Regions from separate parts of the Mus musculus genome. Here all the other regions are linked to region 3. The links are chromatin loops, found by intact Hi-C in ENCODE. Cell type or tissue: left cerebral cortex. All regions are shown on one strand. Each heading gives the region's core, and the rest is flanking DNA. Links, peaks and the distances in the headings are about the cores only.

Region 1 (8,210 bases), core at 1,508-6,507, 300 kb after region 3:
GGTTCCCAGCTCAGTATCTGTAATGCTAATAGCATTCTCCTCTCCCATCTCTCCTCTCTCCATAGCACCATCCAACTTCCTCCTCCCCTCCCTGCACCTGGTTATGTACATTAACCCCTGAAGCCCCAGATTGGCTGTTGCCCTGCTCCCAATAAGGGTAGCTTATTTTCTCTTCAGAGGGGAAGGAGAGTGATAAGGACATAAGGACGGGAGGAAGAAATTTGCTAGGCATCTCAAGGTTAAATGACCCTAAAGCAAAGTAACTATTTCTTGGGTAACAAAAATCTCCCCAGGCTTTTTGCTGGCCTTATCCTTGTTAAAGACCAGGTTCGTTAACATGTTTGGGTACCAGATCTCTGATCTGGTTCCCAAATCATTCTAGGGTTAACTTTTAAGGTGGTGAGAAAAACAAACAAACAAACAAACAAACAAACAAAAACTAAGTCCCATACAACAAAATTCCTTCTGGTCAACACAATAGGCTTTCTGGCCAGGATGAAACCTTCACATTCCAATTATAACAGACCACGCATGTGGTCAAGAAACTACTGTTAATAAGTCAACCTTAAACCACACTTCAGCCATCATTTATCATAGCAATAACTTATTACATTAGAAACTTCAAACAGTGAAACATTCTGGCCAAGACTGAAAAAAACAAAGTATATAATAAAAAGGCTGGAATTATGGAGAAATTTTTCCAATGAAAAGTAGTGTAGTTTTTCTCCTTTTCTATTAAAGTTGGTTAGATGAGCAAACACTCCTATTTCCTGAGCTCTTACCTTCCTCTTTATGATAATTAGCCAGTCTCATGAGCTTGTGAATTTGAGGTCCCACCAATGGGATGAGACAGTTGTCTCCTACATTAGGGACTGAAAAAAACCCAGGAGCTATTCTGGCCTAGTTTGCTTGCTATACTGGTTTAGATATCAGAACACACTTCGTTTAAAAAAGTATTGCCTTACTGAAGATTATGAAAAAATAATAAAACATAGAAAAGAAATATATAGGAAATATGGGGCACTGTGAAATGGTCAAACTTTCTAATTTTGGCCACAGATGAGGGAGAAGATTCCCAAGCACAGACCACATCTAGGTTGTTAACTTGAAGAGTCATAGACCATCTACCAAAACCTCCCAAACCAGGCATGAGGAGGCTTCTTTTTATTATCTGGTCAGGGTTGTCCAAGAGACTCTCAAAGCATGATGGACTGTTGCTATTGCCCTTGGTTGACCCCTAAAAGTGGAATGTAAGTCCTTATTATTGAAAACACCATGCAATTAACACACAGGGCCCAGAGGCTCCTGATCTGGAATTGACCTGAATGCCCCCTCCCTGAGACATAGCTTTTTATGGTACCACATGTCTCCATGCAAACGTCTGAAGATGGGAAGCAACCAACAGTCCTATGCAGCTGTGATGCCTATGAACTACATCAGTGACCAGCATGGCACAAGCAACCATAAGGATGGTGGTAGTGATAACTATTGTTAGTGACAACAACTGACAGTGGTATACTTGGACTTTAGATCTGTTCAACAAGAGCAAAACCATGCCTGGTGCTGAAAACAGCCAACTACCCAGAGCTAATGATCTGATGAATCTTGGAGGAGAACCTATAACTGCCACTTTATTAAACCAGCACAATTCCTAACTTCATTTTAAATATTTGACTTTATACGCCACAGAGAAGTATAGTCCTTACCACTCCTTAAAGCAACTTCTCTTTTGCAAAAGACATAGGCTACTGTAGGAACCCACAATTATTTAAACTTAAGAGTTGTGGAGCCCAGTCTCAGCTGGTACTTCTACAGTACAATTCTTGCACCTAAGACTCAGGAATCACTGAGGAAGAAGGGAAGGAAGGATTGCAACAGCCAGAGGAGTAGGAAGTAGGCTGTGAGATTATAAATCCTAGGAAGCTACCTAAAATCTCAGCAACATGAATGCCTGAGCATGAGATGAACAAGAACAACAACAGGCACGCCATAGTGCATGGCCTCAACTTTACAAAGAGAACTATGAGCAACTACGGAGGCTGAAAGTGGGGGAGAAAGTTTTCTCCAGAGAAGAGCACACCACCTGGTCATCTGGTACCAACTGCTCGGTCAGCCCTGAAAACATACATTTTTGTAACATTTTCCAGACCTATTAGGTTGTACTTGTGTATTTAAGAAAATATAGTACTATATATATAGCAACAATTAACAAAAAAAAAAAAAAAAGCCCTTGAAGAGCTATAGGAATGGGTTGGAGAGAGAAACAGGAAAGGGGAAATGATATAATTGTTTATAATCTCAAAAAGTAAAAAAAAATTTTAAAAAGCTAAAAAAAAAAGGAAAGACTTGACTTGCTGAACTTAAAAAGAAGTCTTGTTTTTTTTTTCAAATTAGGCACACACACACACACACTACACACACTACACACAGAATTACACTTTTTCGCATTGTTGAGTTGTTCTATATTGTTTAACTCATAGATATACAAAGAAGTTACTACTCAACAGGGAAATGCTAGTTACAGCACATTGAAATATTACCTGACATTAGAATAAATTATTTCTAAAATCTAAAAGATGAAATCCCACAAGTGTTGGTGAGGAACTGTTGAAAAGGGCATCCGTGCATACTATTGTCAGGAATGCAAATTAATGCAGTCTATTTGGAAAATAAGTTTCAAGGGAAAGGAGGAGGAGGAGGGGGAGGGGGAGGAGGAGGGGAGGAAGAGGGGAAGGAGGAGGGGGAGGAGAAGGAGGGGAGGAGGAGGGGGGAGAAGGGAGAGGAGGAGAGGAGGAGGAGGAGGAGGAGGAGGAGGAGGAGGAGGAGGAGAGGAGGAGGAAAGTAGATAACTCTTGCCTTTACTTTTCCTGCTAGTCTTTTTCCAGACACGTACTTTCCTGCCTCCATCTGATATTTATGCAAAGGAACCACTGATGCAATTTTGGAGTCTTTTAGATAGATAACCTGAATGTGTACCTCAACAGCCACACCTGACAGAGCCATTGTTTTTCCAATTCTCTATTGGAAAATCCTCAGAGGGGAGAATGATGGGAACAGGGGTTAGAAACCACTGTCAGCTCAGGGCAGGGACCCCAGAAGCAGCAATCCTAGAAACACCCTTGTTTCTCAGGCAGAAGTGAACCCTGGTCTCTTATTTCCCCCTTACTGAGCACATCTGTCTAAAGGCTATAAGTGAGGGAGGAACTAGAATTCCATTCAGTCCAGTGACAGATGCCTTCCAATGGAACTAGATTTCTAAATTTGATGAAAATGGGATGTTACACACACACACACATATGGATATATATATATATGGTTATATGTATATGTATGTATATATATATTACAATTTCAGCCCATCTCATAAATTATTTGAGAGTTACTTCTCCAAGATGGGAAATGACATGATAGAAGAAGACCATTTAGGGAAAAATAGCTCTTTCTGGTCAAAAGAATAGAATCTTTGGTCAGGGTTGGACATTCCAGTCAGGCTGGGACAATGGCCTGAATAATGGACCAGCCCTCATGAAGGCTGGAGTACTCTAGAAGGTAGGGTCACTTAAACCATGCTAAGGAGATGGGCAGAATAATTATCCCTTCAATGAGATGTAATGTTCCTTTGTTTCCCAGAATCCCTGATTCTCAACTAAGTAGCTTAAAGGGCCAGAGGCATACAACTTTACAAGTCAGTGCATTTGTCTGGATTACCCAGAAAAGTGTAAAATTTTTCCTTTTCTTTTTTCTATCTCTGTTCTAACACTTTTTCTAACACTTTGGGTTTCCTTGCTTCTCTAAAGCAGGGATCTCCACCATGAACTTGCCTGCCACCATGTGGCTGACCTTCATGTCAGCTTGACTCAAACAACACAGCTTGTCTTCCCTCTCCATACTCCTCCAGGCAGGAGCCAAGACACACAGCTTACCTGTCTGAAGTTTTCTGAGAAACTCTCACAAAATTGTCCTTGAGCTTTGGGGAGTGGGGGGGTAAAAACAACTACCTAACATATGACCCAGCAACACCAAATCTAGGTCAATTTCCAACACCATCAGATAGCCAGCCAAAAGGTTATTTGCTTCCTCTTGTTCATGCAACATTACTGACAGCAGACAACATGTGAGAATAACCTAAGTGCCCATCTGAAGTAGAAACTTCTAGTTTCTTTGGAAAGTTAGTTATGTCAAGTGTTGTTTTGTTGGGGCACAGGTGAAAGGATGTCTTGCTAAAGCAAAACACATGAAAGGCTGTTTTCCTGAATAAGACACAGGTGACAGGATGTTTGGATATAGCAAACATGTGAAAGGTCGCTTGATGAAGGAGTGAGTATAAATAGGACCCCACAGACAGTGGGAGACAAGCACTGAGCATTGGTTTGGTCTGCTTTGCTTTGCTATTATTGGCTAAACACACACATGTATCGGTTCGCCTTACATAGTGTTGTTGATTTCAACCTATGGTAATTGCTACTATTAAGAGAAGCTTGCCCAAGAACTGCCCTCAAGTTTCCTGCAGCAGTTTGCTGCCTCTGAGGTCTCACCTAGGCCTGTGGATGAGCCTGGAGATTTCTTCAGGATTGAACTACAGCTGCTGGATTCTGCCTGGTGTCTTGTCTGCTTGCTGGAAGGACTGGACTGCAGCCTCTGAGTTGTATAAGGTGTTTGCTACAGGACAGAACTGCTCCCAAAGAAGACCCAGCTCAGCCCCAAAGAACGATTGCTGAGCAGGTCCACCTCCCCCATCTGCTGATAACTTTTCTCTTCCACCACCTCTGCTGGGTGGTGGGCTAGAAGAGAGGTTGGACCCTTATTAAAAGTAGGTTACAAACAATTTATGTCTACACTCATCTACAAAGAAATGAAGAAAACATGGTGTATGCACTGGGCAGGGTATTATCTTCCTTAAAAGGAAAGGAGTTCTGACCTTTGAAACAATGTGGATAAAGCTGGAGGACACTATGTTAATGGGCATACACCAGAGATTTATGCCATTTAGCTTGTGGAATTTAGGTAAAGTCACAAATGAAAAAAAAATTCAAGGTATATTATAAGAGACTGAAGAGAAAGATGTTGGTCAAAGGTTACAAAGTTTCATTAGAGAAATAAATTCTGCAGATCTATTATACAGCATGTTAACTATCATTAATAACAATGCATTATATATTGAAAAATGCTAAAAATACAACTATGCAAAGTGGTAATATGCTCATTGTTCTGGTTGACCATTCCGCAATAAAGACATGTATAAAAATACCATGTTTATGTCATTACACTCATAATTATTGTTTATGAACTTTAAAGCACTTGGTTGTTTAGATCTAATTACTTGATAGGCTGAACTAAGAGATGAAGTTCTCACTTTCTTGTTATAGATTTCTGAAGGTTTCTACTTAGAATTACTAAGATGCTAAACACATGATCCACTGAAAAAGTCAAGGCCCTTCTGCTATGCTGGCTGTAGCCAATCTTCTTGGAGCTCCTCTGGGAACTGATGTTCTAAACCATCTGAGACTTTAGATACTTGAATTTGTTTTATCCTGATTTAAATCTGTTTATCCAATAAACAGTTATTAAATACTCACTGCATGTTACAAAGTTTCAGACACACACACACACACACACACACACACACACACACACAGATGAAAAGTATGTTTTATATTTCCCTACACAGATACACTTTGTACAAAGTGGACTGGTTTTCTCTGATATCTACCTTCTTTGTAACATGCTTACAAATGCTCTTTCCCAAATAGACATGAACACGGACACTTTAACATTTTCTACTTCTAAAGTTTTGCAGATTTAGCAACAATTCAAGAAAACTTCCTGTGTGTAGTACACCATTTGAAGCTGCCAGCTCAATGGCTTTAGACAGAGTATCAAGTTTTAGTAATTCTTTTTATTGAGCTATTTACATCCCAATCACAGCTTTTCAACCCGCTCCTCCCAATCCCTTCTCTCACCTCACTTGCTGGCCATCCACCCCTCCTCTGCTTCTCCTGAGAAAAGGGGAGGCATCTCCTGGACATCAACCGGACTTGGCCTATCAAGTTGCAGTCAGACTAGGTACATATTCTTCTATTAAGGCTAGACAAGTGAGAGGGAAGGGATCCAAAAGCAGGCAATGTAGTCAGAGACAGCCCCTGCTTCCGCGTTAGGAGTCCCACATGAAGACCCAGCTGCACACGTCCTACATGTGTTCAGAGGGCCTAGGTCTGTCCCGGGCATGCTCTCTGATGGGTAGTTCAGTCTCTATGAGCCCCTGTTAGCCCAGGTTAGTTGATTTTGTAGATTTTCTTGTGATGTCCTTGATTCCTCTGGCTCCTTCAATCCATCCTCTGATGACAGTTGTGTTAGGCTCCTGTCCTATATAGCAGAATAGCATTAATATTTTCAGGGGTGGGTTCCCTCTCATGGCATAGGTCTCAAATTGAGCAAGGCATTGGTTAGCCCTTCCCTCAAATTCTGCTCCGTCTTTTACCCCTACACATCTTGCAGAGAGGACAAATTGTGGCTTTAAGGTCTTATGGCTGGGTAGGAGACTTTAGAGAACATTAACAACCAAGAAACAAAACAAAAACTTCATCCACCAGCTCTGGTCATCATGTAATTAGATCTAAACAACTTAGTATTTGAATTTTAAATTCAGAAGTAATATATACTGTGTATATACTGAAATAAGTGTGGTGTATAATACATCCATACATTGTGGAGAACAGATCAGACTAGTTAGTGTTTCTATCACACTGCAAACCTATTTTAGCAAATTTGAATGGGGGAAGGAAGGCTCACCAACAGAACCACTCTCCTTCAAGACAGTTCGACAGTTCATATTTTAGACAAGCCCATTAACCAAGAAACAAGGAAGTCCACCTTAAATTTCAGAATCAGCTTTCACACCCTAAGTAAACCCAGGCGGGAAAGGCCTGGCAGGAATTTCCTCTTGTTTTCTTTCTTTCAGTGAGTCAACGAGCACCTCTGCAAACTAACAAAAAGCAAATACAAGAAAAGTCTAAGGTAATTATTGAGAAAATCATTTCATATGTTACCCCACAGCCAGAGATAATATAGTACAGTCAGTGCATGCCAAAGGCAGGCTGAATCATTTGGGGCCTTTAAATACGTCAAAGTTCCTAGCTAGAAGTTCTGCATCACCCTTGGTATTTTGTGATTTGTTTTTCAATGAGACAGATTTGGAGTTAGAGGAAAACAAAAATATTCTCTTTTGACTTTTTTATCACTATTTTTAAGCTAGACATTGGCTTCTCAAAAATAAATAAATAAAAATGGCAAGAAAAGGAAGGAGAGGGACGGGGAGCAGACAAGAGAAGCAGACGGAATGGCAGAGGTGGGAACTCCAGATCACAGTCAGGGAGAAAGCCGAACTTGATTTACAGCTGTACAAGACGCCAATCCATGAGGCACACATGACTGTCTTGTGTGCCTCCCAAAGAAGTGAAATGCCTAGAACAGAAAGCATTCCGAGAGCTCATTGTCTTCAGAGTCCTTACATTCATTTCAGTAAGAACACTTTAAATAGTAAGGTTTGCACTATACAATTGAGGAAGAAACAGTTAAATGAAGTTCTTAAAACTTATAAGGGTCATGCTAACGTAATTATTAACCTTTAACGGTCGCTTAAAAAGAAAAATTATCTTTTTCTAGGAAACTGGCTGTTCTTATATACCTTTAATAAAACTTGAAGCCGAAGTCATAATTTCCGAGTCTAGAAGCCACCTGTGCTTTAAGTCCTGCTTTTTGTGTCCTTGTAAACTCTGTATTTGACTGACACCTTGAAACCCAGGCAGGATTTTCTTTTGATATTTTCTAGAGTTGCAGTTAGTCAAAATGGTTCAAGGTGCAAATGCTAGTTTAGTTCTTAGCAAAAATGGCTATGATATATTTTGCTTTTAACTAACGTAGGTCTCTTTGCTCTAAGTTCATCCATCCAAATGACAGCATAATGGGGCCAGGGAAGGGGATGGTGGTCCCACTTGCTCCCCTGTGGCAGGAAGCAATACAGTTCATTAACTAGGAAGACAACACATCTTCAAGAATGTTCCACCAGTCAGTTAGCTGGCGTTAACCATTGTCACTGAGCCATGGATTATAACCAGGTCAGAGAAATAGTTTACAACTCATCGGAGAGTAATGTGAGCAGCATGCTTCAGCATGGCAGAGCATAAATAGAGTAAGTGCACGTTTATTGCCAA
Region 2 (8,210 bases), core at 1,431-6,430, 490 kb after region 3:
GTGTGTGTGTGTGTGTGTGTGTTTGAGACAGGGTCTCACTATGCAGCCCCAGTTATCCTTCTATGTAGACCATGCTGGTCTCAAACTCACAGAGATCCTCCAGCGTCTGCCTCCCGAGCACTGGGGTTAAATGCATGTGCTACTTGCCCAGCACAGCTTGCTTGCTTATATATCCCAGGGCCACCTGCACATAGTGGGCTGGGCCCTTGCACATCAGTTATTAATCAAAGAAATGTCCCACAAGAACGCATATGGGCCAATCTTATGAAGGCATTTTTTTATTATTATTAGATATTTTCTTTATTTACATTTCAAATGTCATCCCCTTTCCTGGTTTCCCCTCTGAAATCCCCTACCCTCTACCCTCTCCCCCTGCTCACCAACCCACCTACACCTGCTTCCTTGCACTGGCCTTCCCCTACACTGGGGCATAGAACCTTTGCAGGACCAAGGGCCTCTCCTCCCATTGATGTCCAACTAGGACATCCTCTGCTACATATGCAGCTAGAGTGTTTCTTAAATTAGATTCCCTCGTATCAGATGAACATGGTTTGTGTAAAGTTTACCAAAAAGAAAAAGAGGTGAGGAGTCAGTTCATATCCAGACTATACACAGAACTCAACACTTACCAAAAAGAAAAAAGAAAAAAGAATCCAATTAAAAATTGGAAAATAATTTGAATAGACACGTCTCAAAATGGCTAATAAATATATTTAAATAACCAGTATCATTAGCTATCTCGGAAACACAAATTAAAACTCTATCCTGAGACCATCTTAACTCAGTTAGAATGACTATTACCAAAAATAAATAAATGACAACTGTTGGCCAGTATTTGGATAAAAATGAATTCTTATACATTATTGGTAGACATGCAAATCAGGACAGCTTTTTATGGAGAAATATGGAATTAAAAAAAATAAGATTAGAACTACATATGGTCCAGCTTTTCCACTCCTGAGTAAGGATCGGACCCAAGAGAACACAGTGTGAGTGCGGTGGGCAGGTAGGGGCTTGCACCAGAAAGAACCTCAGTGGGAGAGGCAGGACTCGAACCCAGGTCTGTCTATACACAGTTCACAACTCCTTTTCATGGAGTCGGCCACAGAGGGATGGAAGCAGAGATACCCTGGCCCTCCACTACTCGTTCTCCACCTTCTTCACAGAGGCAACCTCAACACCTGGGGCCCCTCCTACGAGGTCCGTCTGTGGCCCCAAACTTCCCTGAAGCACTGGGCTTTAACTTTATAATTCAAGCTGCCCTTGTATGTTATTGTATTGTGTATTCACCTTTGTTGTGACATGACGTAATCGTTCACTGTCTATTGGCTTATGCAATTTTGGTTTTGCTGAGGTTCAGAAAGCTTTCCTGATCTTCCAAATAACAGAAAGAGATGATCCTGTGCTGTAGAAAGGCTCACAATCTCCTGGATTACATACTACTACATCATGAAAGAAGGTATCCAACCACCACTAATATGTAAATATTACCAATTAGAAGTCTCTAGCTAATGGTTGTGCTTTCAGGATAAGTCAGAAAACAGGAATCTGGAGCAGCATGGTATCTGAATAAACCATACAGCTTCATAACAAGAATGCCTTCCTGTAACCAGGAGAAAGCTCAGCCCCAGAGAGTAGTAAGAGGGTGAGAGGGGTGCACCCTGCGTGGCTCCAGGAATCCGTCTAACTTGGACATTGAGGGCATAAACAGATGAAAAGCACATGGACACAGAGAAAAGCTAGAAGAATTAGGTGGCCGAGGACTTCTCTGATGGAGTAGCAACAGCATCCCAGAATCCCAGTGTGTTTACACAGTTGAGCAGGGAAGGAGGCATGGTTTTTACACACAGCTGAACAAGGAGGCGAGGACATCCATACAGAGGAACAGGGAGGTGGTGTTATTATATACAGCTGTCATTGTGTACAGCAGGAAGCAGGTTTAGCTAATCTAGGTAGGAGTAGTCTCCAAAGGGGAGCAGGCTTCAGGCTGCAAACATCCAGAGGGAGAAAGCTGTGGAGATCATTGTCTGCACACAAAGTCAACGTTCCCACTCAGGCCCAATGACAGCCTTCCCATCATCCTTCTGAGTCTCACCTTGAGAAGGGTTTGTCACTCTCATAGGGCCAAGGCTTATGATATGACTGCTGATATCAAACAATATGCAGCTGTTCAAGACTCTGGTTGCTCCCTACAAAGAGGAATGGACAAACACAGGTAGAATGTGACCTAGGTCAAAGATCAAAAGTCAATAAGATCTGGTAAGTGGGTGACAAGAAATGGTTTTTTAAAAGAATGGGAGAAAAGGAGAATGTTATGGAGAAATGCTTGTCTTCAGAAATGCTGTTCACGGAAATGAAAAAGCCCAGACATTTTCTGAAGAGAAAACAGGAGTTGAATTTCACCTCCGCTGCCCTTCCAGCAATAGCAGAGATGGAAATGTCCCAAGAAATATATTTGGAGTCATTACTGAAAAGTTGAACCTTTAGGAAAGAATGTGGTTTTCAGGGATGCTCCTAGCTGTGACTGGTGGGCTGGCTCTGAGTCAGCAGAGCTGCAGGGGGAAATAGCAGGTACAAAGCCTTTGGGAAAGAACTTCTCAAGAGAAGCGAGTCCTGGGGGTAAAGAGATCTGGCTCCCGAGATGATGTAAATAAAGATAGGGAAGATGCTGTGAAAGAGGAAAGGTTTCAAGAAGGTACTTTTCGTAGTGCAATAGGAAAAGAAACTCAAAGCAGAAAGCAAAGAATTTAAGAGGAAATGGTGGTAATTGATGTTAACACATCAACTAAAGGTGGTGGAAAATTCTATGATGTATTAATCGTAATCTCTCCAAATGGAATTCAATCTTCAGCAACACTTTAGAGCAACGAAGAGGAGGTTCGTGTATTAGCCATATTGCTTCACTAACAATGAAAGAAGACTATCTGGAGGGACTAAACAAAAACTTTTGGCAACAAAAGTTCCTTCTGGTTTCCCCAAAGAAAACTCTTACTAAGCCTAGACTTGTGGTTCAGCAGTACACAGTACAGTAGCCCTTGGCTAATGTACCTGAGGACCTGGGTTCAATGCCTGGCACAAAACAAAACAGATTATAATGGCATGTAAACTAGAAACAACACACATCTGTCTTTGTAATTTCTCTTTCAAGAAAAAAGAGATGGAGCAGAGCTGCAGCTCCATTGGTGTGTGGTTGCATAGCATGGGCAAACCCTGGGTTAATCTTCAGTGCTACATAAATAAAACCTGCAACAGGGATGTAAGCCTGTAATTCCAGCACCCTGGGAGCAAAGGTAGAAGGATCAAGGCAATCCTCAACTATATTTCAATTTAGAGGCCAGCCTGGGATACCTGAGACCTTGTCTCAGAAAGAAAGAAAAAGGTCAGGGAGGAAAGGAGAGAGGGAGGAAAAGAAGGATGGGAGGGAGGGAGGGAGGGAGGGAGGGAGGGAGGGAGGGAGGAAGAAATTTGAACCAATCTAGTAAGGCGCCTTCTAGCAAAGAGAATGATTCTCTGAGTTTATCCATATCTGAGAAATAAATAAATAAATAAATAAATAAATAAAGTCAAATCCAGTCCAACCACACTGACTCCATGCTGGCTGGGTTGGCCTGAAGAAAGACATTTAAGCACCCTCTGCAGGTATCACTACAGAGAACAAATGTATGATGGAGAGATGGGGAAAATGAAGTACACATACAGTGGAGATATGGAAGAGAAAGTGAAACCAAGTGGTTTGTACACTATGCTGAAAGGTGGAACTGGAGATTCAGCGCCAGTGAGGAACAGGCTGAAATGCGGGGCCTGCACAACCTGAGACCACAGTGGTGTCTGTGGTCTGTGCTGCCATCAAGGCCCACGTCTATGTCCAGCTGGGCTTCTGCTGATGCCTGTGGTCTGAGTTACCACCAAAAGCCAAGCCATTTGTCCATGGTCTGGGCTGCCCTGTGGATATCTGAGGGCTGTGCTGTTGTCCGGGGACATGCTGATCTGAGTGGCCTGTACTGCCATCAGAGACCATGGGGACACCCAGGCCATGCTGCTGGGAGCCATGTCTGGGTTCATGATCCTATGATAGCTGGAGTCTGTGTTGATGTCCCAGACCTGTGTTACCACCAAAAGAACATAGAGATATCCGTGGTCTGGACAAGCACTCATCAACCACCACGATCAGGAGAGCTGACCCCGCCCCTTGTCTGTCTGCCCTGAGTTGATGTGGGCAAGAGAGAGATACCCTTCCTGCTACCTGCAGAGCAGCCAGGTGAGCTGGCCCCAAGCTCATGAAAAGTGAAAGGACTGGCCCCACCCCTCACCAGTTGCAGCACTGGTGAATGGTCACTGCACCTGGGCGGCACTGTAGAACTGGCCAACCATGAGAGCAGGAGAGCTAACCCTGCCCCTTTGCCAGCTGCAGCATTGGGTGGGCCAGCTGGGCCAGTGCTGGAGAGCTCACCCTGTAGCTACTTCCAGGCCCAGATCTAGGGCTTTGAGTTGGCCCACCCCTACATCTACCACCATCTGCTGGAGTTCATGAAAGGGCCAGTCCTACAGATCCAAAGCTGCAGAATCTCCATGACACAGGGTAACAACAAGATGTCTGAGAGGAGTCCCAGTGAGGGTCCAATAGTGTAGCAGAAGCCAGAGGCCTGGAAATAGATCAATGCATTTGCAAATAAAGATGTGTGAAGCATAGAGTATACTGTTACTGTGTAGCACACTGTGACACACTACAGCTTCCACAAGATTTGTTTTTATTGTATATTATTTTATTTTCCTTTGTGGGGAGAGGCTGTAATGGTGAATGAAGGGCAGATATGAAGGGACAGGGAGATAAGCTGGAGTGGGGTGCATGATGTGAAATTTGTAGAGAGTCAAGAAAGTTGTTGTTTTTTTTAGATTTATTTATTTATTATATGTAAGTACACTGTAGCTTCAGACACTCCAGAAGAGGGAGTCAGATCTCCTTATGGATAGGTGTGAGCCACCATGTGGTTGCTGGGATTTGAACTCCGGACCTTCGGAAGAGCAGTCGGGTGCTCTTACCCACTGAGCCATCTCACCAGCCCAAGAAAGTTGTTTTTTTTTTTTAAAAAAAAAAGTAAGATCCATAGTAAGAGTTTGGTTGGTGATATATTCCAGTATAAAATAGTCAAGAAAAAAACCCTATCATTGTTCATTTTAAGTGGCTAATAATCCATTGTGTGATAGGGATTCACACTAGGAGAGCTGCATATGTGTGAACTGCTTCTTTGTTGGCCTCAGGGTCCAGCTCTCTTGCATAGTATGCACATTTACCATGCCTTAGTGAATAAGCAAGTCAATAAATTTAATAATGTTTCCATTTAATCATGAACTCATTGAATTCTAAACACTTTAAATATCATTAATGCTAATTTTGAATCAAAATATTCTATTGGCAATGTTGATAGAACTTTTATTTCTGCTGCCCTCCATAATAGAAAAAGTCAATTAAAGCCATTCCTTCCAAAAAATATCATTCCTTTTGTTGCTTACATTGAAATGCATACATTGGTCAAATTGAATATAGTAGCATACTATCACTTGAATATAATAGTTCAAGACAGCAATTCCAATAAAAAGAAATGTTATAGCCAAGCTGAAGGAAGGAAGTAACCTATACGGGACCAGAAAATTACTGTCGTCAGATGTGTACAGGAACACGACCACAAACTACTTAATGAAAAGTAGGCTTGTCAGTGTACCTGAATCAAGTAATTGCCATTATGTACCTGTTTGTTTTGCATTTAATTAATAACTGGTTTTAAAAGGCGTTAGAAAGAAAATATTCAACACATACAGATGCACACAACAGGTTAATACTGTAGAATTTAAGAGAAAAAAATGAATATATAATAACCAGAACCATCAGAAATATATCCATATCTTCGTCATTGCAGTTTCCAAATGTGCATACAGAAAGATAAGGCAATTCTGTGATCATGTTTTATAGAGTAAGCTATCCCAGTTCTTGGTATAAAGGAATGCATACCATCATTTACTTATTTACTTCATAACATTTTTGCAGCTCTTTAAGCACTGTCTACAGTCTCTAGTTCACACAGGTAAAATGTTATGAATATTACATTTGCAATAATTTCCCACCATTTTTCTTTTAAGAAACTATTCTTGCTGGCTGAATTCAAACAACTGCTTGAAATCCTGAAATACCTGGGTGCTTATTCATTTTACAGAATTAAAGTCTACTGTGTAACAAATCTAACTAGAAGTGATAGACTTCAAGTCAAACCACTGAATGTCAAAGTCAAAGCTGACAGCTCTTCTTAGGTTTTGCTACTTTGGAAAAGGAAAAGGAGAAAAATAATAATGATAAAGTAAATGCAATCTCACCTTTGAATTTCTTTATTTTTGTCTAAACAACTTAAATATCCTCAAGGTTAATGGTTTCTCATTTTATGTAACAGTATAAAAATGTATTCATACATGACATGAAATAACAGAGGCCAGAGTATCTTATTTGTAGCAAATTTTATTTCAAATAACCATAAAAGGTATCCAGGTACTCTTCAGAGTAATTTCTGAGATCATGCATGGTGTAAACAGAAAAGTCCAAAGGAAAGAAACACTCCTGATGGTTCCAACAAGTGAGCTGAAGGGACACAGAAACAGACACCAGAACTTTCTACCCAGAGCTGATGCCTGCATCTTTATCCTTGTCTCTTTCTTGACATTTCAGCACAAGATAAAATGTAATATGGAGAAACAAAAATCAACAGTCTAAGAGAAGAGAAACTTGCCAATGGGATACATGTTTGGGGTGGTTTTGTTACTGTTCACAGAGAAATGTATCGAGCAGGAGGGTGCTGTCTGGTTGAAACATCTATTTTGCAACACAGTTAACAAGGAAATGAATCCTGGCAATTGTATCCCTGCTTACATTCTATTCAGGGATTTCCTTGAGCATCATGCACAGTTCTGAACTTGTCCTTTTTGCTATGAAATTCAGCAAAATAAAATGGGAATGTTCCCAGAAGGCATTAAAAAGAATATTTTAACTTGGGATTTTATTTTTAAGATAAGGGAAATCATATTAATTTGAGAAATATTACAAAGACAAAAAAAGCATGACAAAAAAAAAAAAAAACACCTAAAAATCAAGAGCAAAAGCTAAAGAGATTCAGTTCCAATTTTTTGACATCGCCTGTAAAGCAAGGAATTGTACATCAGACTTTTGGAGTTTTAGTGTTACTTTCCTTCCAGGCTTCAGAATCGACCTCCCATTAGAAATCGAAAACAGATTCACCCACAGGTCAATACAGACCTTCCCTATATGCACGGTGTCCAAGAAAATGCAACATTACTTCTTTAATCTAGACTAAGCCCCAGTGTTCTTACTGTCCCCTGATGTCTAGTGACCATACAGGATAAAAGACCTTGGATCTCCGTGACAGTTCATAATCGTCCTACAAGCAAAGCTACCGTGCTAGAAAAACAGTTGAAAATGAAATAAGAAAACTCTATCCAAAACTTTATATTCGTATAACAACAGCATTATCTTTTGTATTTCCTTAAAGGCCTACAATGATAGAAGGCTGTGGTTTTGTCCCAGCACTTCCCGCTTCCAATGCTTCACACCCCAGTGTTCTCTGTAAGCATACTGCTCTGGAAAATGATGCTACCTTATGTGTGGCTAATAAAAGAGGCTTTCACTCTGAAAACTGTACAGCAAAGTCCACTGGGGTTTGGCTAAGTAAAGCTATTGACTTTTTAGGTAATGAAAATCACCAAGGCTTTAAGACTTGAGTGCTTTGGTTTCTCTGTTACGAAGTTTTGCCCTATTTGAAGTATCAAAAGCCTACCTACTATGTAAGTCAATATTACAGTGATATTCAACCAAAGTTCACAGATACTGTCGGTAAGAGTTTGTGTGCCTAGGATCAATTTGCCAGAAGTTAGACTTGTCTAGGCATTGGGGAGGTAGAAGCTATAAAATCCGGTGCCCTGCACCCATCTAAAACGTCCTCAGTCTTTCATGCCAAACAATAAATTTGCAGTTGCCCAGACTGAAGACTGCTGTACATGATAGAAAAGTGCGTTGGGCCTTCCAAGTCTGTTTCACGTGCTTTTTCCTCTTCCCTAGCACATAATTAGTGTTCTTTTCCTCTCCTTTAAAAAAAAAAAAAGTGCCTGTTTCAAATTTGTATTATTTTTTTCAGATGTCTAATTTCAGCTAC
Region 3 (8,210 bases), core at 1,090-6,089:
TAGAAATCACCACTCGAAACTAATGGTTGCTGTATAATACGTAAATACTTCCAGTACTCTCTGTTTTATTGTGAGTTGGTGGACAAATGCTATGAATGGATTCATAATGCACACATGTTACTTTATTATCTATCTGTTTCTGATCATGGCATTTTTTGCCAACTGGGAAAAGAAGCACCACTTACATTGAACATTCTTCTGGGATGACTGAATGGTGAGAACGTCAATGATTATGAAGAGGTTGGAATGTTGCAGATCCAGAGCCAAACTCTCTCGAGCTATCACTGCCCTTTAAATAGTCATTTATTACTCAACATCCTTGTGAGTTTGAAGTAAATCCGTTTAGATGGTATGAATAGGCCCCTACATTGCACCATCCCAGACACTAAGAATGGTATCAGACAGAGGCTGACCCCTACAGCAGAGACTTTTCCACTCCGGCAAAAACTGCTACCTGATATGCCCAGCGATATATTTGATTTGATTTATGACTTTATTTATTTCTTTAATCTGATACTATCAAATCTTGAAGAGATTATTACCTCGCAGAGACACAGTATTTGGAGTGAAACAAATTTGTGTTCTAGGGAAATGGTCACTTATATTTGGCTCCAAAATAGATTATTATGTATTCCCCTCAAGGTGAGAACTGTGGCTCTTCTGTGACATACCTTAGAATTTGATTGTAACTGGTATTCTGTTTTTGCATCATTTTATTGTCTGTATATTAATTGCTACAACCAATCTCCTGTGTTTCAACACTAAGTGTCCTATTTATAAAATTCAATCTAAAAGCTCATGGTGGCTTCTTACCAGGTACAATTTCTGTAACAAGGTCTATTTATAAGACGATGACTCTTACCACATCAAGGCCTGTGGAGGACTCCCAGCCGTTCCCCTCTAACCAGGACCCCATGGCAGAACTTTTCCCTCACACTAGTGCTATAGGAGCGACTGCAGTGTTTTTAATGTTTTCAATTATATTTTTATTTCTTCTAATAATCTTTGATGACATGAGATCAAGCATTTTAACTCATTCCCCAAGAACTATTTCTAACCACTGTAAGTGTTCTTTAGAAAGCCATTTCTTAAAAGTAGGTGTTTACTTTCTGAGCTAATTACAATCCCAATTAGGGGTTTTAGCTTTCTTCTTTGATACTTCAGTACAACCATCTATGATAGACTCTCCTGATCTCAAGCAGCTTGTAGCATGTGTGTGTGTGTGTGTGTGTGTGTGTGTGTGTGTGTGTGTGTGTGTGTGTATGCTACAAGCTGCTTGAGAGTATAGAAGCCCAAGAGGGGTAGAATGTGAGATGTAGGCCTGGTTCAACACACATACACATGCAAATGCACATGTGCAGTACACACATGCGTGCACACACATGCACATACCATCATCATCATCACCATCAATCATTTATTTACCTAAAAAATTAAAATTGTTCATCCTAGCCCAAAACAAACAAAAAATGTCAGAATTATTTTATTCATCAAATTCTACATAAAGACACTGTGTGTCAGACTGTCTCCCTTTCTGGTTCTTACTGACTTCTGTGCATTTCTTTAACTGAGTTCTTTATACTTATCAACCCAAGCCTTATAGTGGAGATTCTTCGTTTCAAGGGCTCTTAATTATAGTAAATCATTCAGTCTTTTGTCCAAACTGCTGTGTGTCCACCCACTACTTTAAAATCTGGCCAGTTTATATCTGTTGTTTTGTAAACATGTTTACATGTGTGACTGTGTGAGAGTCTCACTGATATGCCATCAATCTGATGTTAACATGTAGTTATCTAACTGGAACATGAACATTTCCATGTTGGCTACCAAAGGCATTCAGTTTTTGATGGGCCATTAATTTTATCATGGTCTCATATTTCAAAGCATACTATATATGATCCATATGATAATTAATCCATTAACACACTTAGAACTTTAAATTAAAATTAGTTCTCCTAACACCTAAAGATTTCAGCCATCCACATCCAGACTGCTACACTGTGAAGCCCCTTGGAAGGTGCTATGAAGATTTTAAAGCTGATCTCTAAACCAAGGCAATTTGCTATCCAGACCCATCACCAGGGATGAAAAACTCAGTAACAGCCCAAAGTTAGTCATTTAAAAAGTCACTCAAGAGTGCTTGCGATCACCACTGACTGCATTGCACACCTCCCTAAGGTGTCGTGGGATTTCAGATGAAAAATGTTAGGTAGACTCTGGGTAGTACTGGAAGGCAGCCTCCCCCACATCCCTGGATTTATAAAGCCAATCCAGCAACAGCTATTAAATCTTTGTCCTGCCCTGGAAAAGAGTTTGTGTATTTTTTTCTTTGCCCTCTCCCTGCATTGTATGCCAACATGCCTCCGTATAATGGCAGTCAAGCCTATGCTCTCAAAAAGAGGGCTCAGACACACTTCTCAGGTTTTTCTGACCACACAATGGATTCCACCACCTGCCTGAGTTAGCAGCTAACTATTCTTCAAATGTCTGAATTTCTTGCATATGTCACTGTGAAGAATGCAAACGTGTCACTCTGACATGATCTGTGGATCCCCTGGAAGCCTACACACTAACCATGTCCCCAGCACTCATTTGGCTCTGTTGTCAAGGGGGGCTGGGGAGTTGAATGGTCTGAGTCTGCATTAGCCTTATTCCTCCTGCTGAGAACCCAATGGCAGCATTCATTATCACAATTGTAACTGAATATGTTTCAACTCTAGAGTAACTCTATACCAAAAGAAAGATAGCAATATTACTATGACATGAAAGATGAATCCTTTTAAAGAATCTTTAGGGTAGTAGTTGCACTAAAATAAAATTTTATTACGTTTATAACACTTGATTTAGAAATAAAACTTACTTTTTCTCTGGGAAACACCATTACAACATAAAATATTACAATTACTATTTGAAGATATACTTTTACATTCCTTTGCATTATGTTTAATTTATAAACAAATGCATATGTGTGCATGTATTATGTGTGTGTTTATATTTCCCATGTCAGTGTATAAAGGACATAATCCAAAGCTAACTGTAGACCTAATAATATTATGGTAGATGCTGGGGGAAAAAATCGCAGCATATCAGCAGCAGAAAGAAGCTGGTATCCCAGATGTCCAAATAGCAGAGACCTGTGAACATTATTCAGTTAGCCCTCAGAGGTCAGAGAAACTCATATAGGCAGAATCTTATAAGGTTTTGCCTTTTTGCAGCAGAATGCATTTAGCTAGACTGAGTTTATAACATAATGTGCTAAGGATGTGTGCTTCTCCACACAGACAGAAAGCATTTCTTAGGAAACGTTAAATCACACCCAGCCCAGAGAAAGCTGAGAACCTGGGGATGTGTGGGCATAACTCCAGTGTGGGTTTCTATGACACACACACACACACACACACACACACACACACACACACACACACACACGGTGGCTGCTCTCTGACTCAGCTCCTTGATTTGGAATATAAATAATTGCTAAGTGGAATTGAACAATTTTTTGAGACACTTCCTAGCCCTGCAAGAATAGAATTTCCAGCAGTTGGTCAGGTGTGTGTTGGGGGGGGGGCGGTCATTTTGTTTTTGTTCTATTGACTCATTGAAAAAAAATAGCTGGACTTTTAAACAGCCAGTGACTCCTTATTCAGTGAAAACAGTAGCCGCTGCAGCCTCTACCCACACCCAAAGTGGCACTGGCAGAGGCAGGTTTATTGGGGGTTTGATTTGTTTTGAGGATATAGTTTTCTTGGGGGGGGTGTTTTACTTCCTATTTGCAAATGTTTCATGCCTGATTGCAAATCCAGAACATAACATTTTCAAATTTGAGTAACTATTATCCTCCTGGATACAGCGTCTTCAGGAAAGAGCACAATGCAACAATTAGCATAGTCTCCCCAGAGTGGCAACACAACAGGGAGAGCTACAGGCCTAGCACAGTGAATTCTTGAGGAATATTCAAGTTCTTTGGTTCTTAAACCGATAAGTACTAAATAAATGTGGATGGGGTGAAAACTTTACAGTATGGATGAGGTATAGAACACTTGCCTCACATATGTGGAGCCCTGGGTTCAGTTTCTAGAACTTAAAATAAAGTTATAAAATAACAACCATTTTCAAGAACTAAATGCAGTCTCCTCTTAGTTTAGTAAGGTTTTTCTTTCTTGGAGTTCAATTAATATCACACCTATTATTTAAAGATGTATGTGACTGTATATATGCATATATATACATATACACACATATACAGATACAGAAACATATGCATATACATTACACATATATGTGTGTACTATACATATACATACACATACACATACACATACACATACACATACACATACACATACACATACACATACACATACACATACACATACACATACACATACACATATACATATACATGTATTTTCAATTTTCCTTGTCTATGCAGTTGATCCTAAATTTTTTTAATATCATGAAAGTGAAGTTATATAAAGAAATGTATCAAATTAAACAGCGATGTTGTCCACCACAAAAAAAAAATGCTCATTTGTCAGAAATGACTGAGAAGCAAAGACACAATGCACTGACAGCATTTGAACTACATGGTTTATTGATGGGGTCTCCTTCTGCTTTAATCACCAAAAACAATCTTTTTATGTTGGCTTTTTTCTTGTAAGATTTATCGATTCTAAAACATCCCAGAAAATGTTTTTTTCCCCTGAATCTTTCAATCTTGCAAATAAATCTCATTTTCAATGATCTTTGGGAGTGTATTCTCAAGGCTCTGTTCATATGGAGGCCAGAGGTCAGCACTGAGTATCTTCCTCAATTGCTTCACCACCTCGGGGTTTTTTTTTTTTTCCAATTTTTGAGATTGTAACTTAATTATGGAATTTCTCTTGTTCCTTTCCTCCCTCAACACCCCCCACATACCCCTTCTCACTCTCCTTCAAATTTCACAGCCTCTCTCTTCATTAATTGTTATTAATTATGTATATTTGTATTTTTATATATGCATATATGTGTATATACATCCCTAAATATTCATACATATTTGTATGTACATATACATTCCTAAATATAAACAATTGAGTCCACATAATCTTACTTGTATGTATGTTTTCAGGGCTGGCCTCTCAGCATTGGACAAACAATTGGCGTGCTCTTCCCATGGATGCCCTGTTGTAAAGGGGCACTAGAATTAATTTTCCCAGGAAGAACAAGGCTCACCAAACCCCCTCTCCTGCTCTCAGCTTTCCTCAATTGCCCATAGTTTTTAGTTTTCTCAATGCCCCATGACATTTAGTAGCCAGCCCTCAGGGTCATCCTGCTAACACTTCCCCATGGAATTATAGGTGTACTTCTCCATATCTGGGATTAAGGTGCATTCCTCCATATCTGGCCTTTTAGGTGGATGCTAGCGATGGGAACTTGGGACCAGCACTATATTACCTGAGCAATTTATTTTGATAGCATTATTTCCACATTCAGACCGGTTTTGGATTCCAAATTATGTTTCTCAAATATGGATTTAACTCCCAGTCATTTGATCCAGGGAACGGTAGCTGTGAAATAGTCGCATTTTCCTTTCCCTTGGATGCCTGAGGTTGCCCCATGACATTCACTAGCCGTTCAGATTTCCTGAGGATGTTCCACGGCAAAGGTGACACTAGAATTGGCTTTTCTCAGGTGCTCACCAGAAAAGTGAGCAACGTGTTTGGAAAACCAGGGTCCTGGTGATAGAAGCAACCAAAAGCAGAGGCTATACAAGAAAACACACACACACACACACACACACACACACAATTGAGTTGCAAAAGGTTCCATATGTGTGAAATTAATTCAATGTTTTTTTTAGAAATAACACTACCCAATGTTTTTATTGAAATGTCTATTACATTAACTGCATTTTCCCTCATAAGGTGGTTTATATTTCATACTAAGGGAATGAATTTAGAGCCATACCAGCCTGGGTTTGGGACTTGACATTGCCAATTACAAGCTATGCAACTCAGAACATGGTTCTTCAAATCTCTCAATTTCAGTTTCTGTTTTAAAGCAATCATAACAACAACGTTTTAGATTGAAGAAGACCAGGGCAGGAACTTCAGCTCAAGAGTAGAAGACTTGCTCAGCAGATAGGATGCCCTGCTTTGATCCCTAGCATAGAAACCATAGATACAACTCAGTAAGACTATTGGCATGATGTTCTTAGCACAGGTCAGAACCTTCTTAAGTACCTAGTTAACTGACAACTACATTCAGATATCTATGCCGGTTACTTTAGAAAGATCTTTCTGTTAGAAGACTTGCTACTAACAGCTCACAGTGCATACATTCTGCAGTTTGTTGTTGTTAAACGAATCCTTACCCACTGGGGTCTTCACTGAGTTAAAATCGGATAATCTGTAAGTGAACTGGAACATTGAAACACTGAAAACATTCATTTCAAAGAAATACGTTTACCCGGAGTCATTCAGTCTTGTATTATACACTTTGCCACTGACTTCCCAAGAGCAATTGCACAAGTTGCTACTGGGTTGGCCCAATGCTTCTAAAAAACATTCATCACAATTATCTTTCAATGTATATACAGGGCTGTCTCTGCCCTTTAGTGGTTCCTGGGTATAGTTGGCTTATTTGCTAAGGGATCATTGGGTAGTAACTGCTATAAAATATTCCCTTACAAATCAATCAGAAAAAAAAGACATAGTCTCTGTTACAGACCTTTGGCTGCAAGCACCCACAGTTCAAGGTCTTAATTTTCAAGCAACTTAAAGTGTTTAGCATGAGGTATCTTTCTACAGCATGAGTTTGGCTTCGAGGACACTCTTTTAGCCTAATGTATAGAATAAATTACTTACCTAGTAGCAGCATTTAAGAGTAACTTCCCTCTGTATCTTCCACCTTTATTGCTAGCTCTCCATCTTCATATAGACATTGCTTCTCAATAAGAATATGATAATATTAAATATTTTGATCATTCTCATTTGTTTGAATTATATAGAAAATATATTTGTTTAAATTAGGAGATTCAGGAAAGTCTAGGGTCTATCCTTTATCACTTTCAAGTGCCCTCAATATTTCTTCTGAGGAATTTTATAAAGCACTACAAATTCTCTTCTGACTCCTAGTACTCAAATGAAAGAGTCTTATTTAAGCATTCTCATTTAAAATGATTGCTTTGAACTTTATATGCCCCAGTACAAGGAAATGCCAGGGCCAAAAAGTGGGAGTGGGTGGGTAGAGGAATGGGGGGGAGGGTATGGGGGACTTTTGGGATAGCATTGGAAATGTGAATGAGGAAAATAGCTAATTTTAAAAAATTAAAAAATTAAAAAATTAAAAAAATAAAATGATTGCTTTGTTTTAATATATCCATGTCAATATTAATGTGATATACTTCTATTTTAAAAAACAATCTAAACTAACCTGTAAATTTAAGATACTTCTTTCATTGAATACAAATGCATTCCAAGTGTAAGACAGTCAGTCTGCCCATTTACACAGGAGTGAGACTGTATTCAATATTTCCTAGAGTTTTAAGAAATACAGTGTTAATTGTTAAGAGGTAAAGGGGAGTAGCTTCGTTGGTAAAGCATTTGCCATTCAAGCCTAATGACCTGAGGTCTATCTTTAGAAGCTATGTTATAAAAATAAAAAATCAGAAGCAGAAAAACAAATAATTGGGCATGGCAGCATTCACTTGTAATCCTGGCTCTGAGGTGGTAGAAATGAGCTTGCTGGCCAAATAACTTGGATTGTTAGGTGAGTTGTGGACCCTTAATCATCAGGGAAATGCAAATCAAAACAACCCGGAGATTCCACCTCACACCAGTCAGAATGGCTAAGATCAAAAATTCAGGTGACAGCAGATGCTGGCGTGGATGTGGAGAAAGAGGAACACTCCTCCATTGTTGGTGGGATTGCAGGCTTGTACAACCACTCTGGAAATCAGTCTGGCAGTCCCTCAGAAAATAGGACATAGTACTACCGGAGGATCCAGCAATACCTCTCCTGGGCATGTATCCAGAAGATGCCCCAACTGGTAAGAAGGACACATGCTCCACTATGTTCATAGCAGCCTTATTTATAATAGCCAGAAGCTGGAAAGAACCCAGATGCCCCTCAACAGAGGAATGGATACAGAAAATGTGGTACATCTACACAATGGAGTACTACTCAGCTATTAAAAAGAATGAATTTATGAAATTCCTAGCCAAATG

What was found. Hi-C counts contacts between places; a loop is a spot of excess contacts. Peaks named below come from ENCODE experiments on the same cell type or tissue, not always from the same donor. Only the 100,000 strongest peaks of a DNase experiment are listed, where the experiment ranks them.
Region 1: it touches region 3 in a loop (2.7-fold over the local background); 20 of 42 quality-filtered maps call a loop at or near these places.
Region 2: a loop joins it to region 3, with 4 times the contacts of the local background. A loop is called at or near these places in 15 of 42 quality-filtered maps.

What each region holds. Positions count from the first base shown.
Region 1 is chr1:138,634,218-138,642,427 of GRCm38, forward strand. Gm5833 (predicted gene 5833) reads right to left here. Exons shown (of 5, transcript NR_040304.1): 5 at 5,878-6,363. Among named protein-coding and RNA genes, the nearest start is that of Nek7, 19 kb to the left of the region's middle. In left cerebral cortex, for the core only: a CTCF peak has its summit at 3,839 (motif pointing left); no DNase peak of the experiment used is centred there.
Region 2 is chr1:138,818,699-138,826,908 of GRCm38, forward strand. It overlaps a transcript of Lhx9 not described here. Among named protein-coding and RNA genes, the nearest start is that of Lhx9, 20 kb to the right of the region's middle. In left cerebral cortex, for the core only: no CTCF peak of the experiment used is centred there; no DNase peak of the experiment used is centred there.
Region 3 is chr1:138,331,554-138,339,763 of GRCm38, forward strand. No RefSeq gene overlaps it. Among named protein-coding and RNA genes, the nearest start is that of Atp6v1g3, 62 kb to the left of the region's middle. In left cerebral cortex, for the core only: no CTCF peak of the experiment used is centred there; a DNase peak (open chromatin) is centred at 3,353.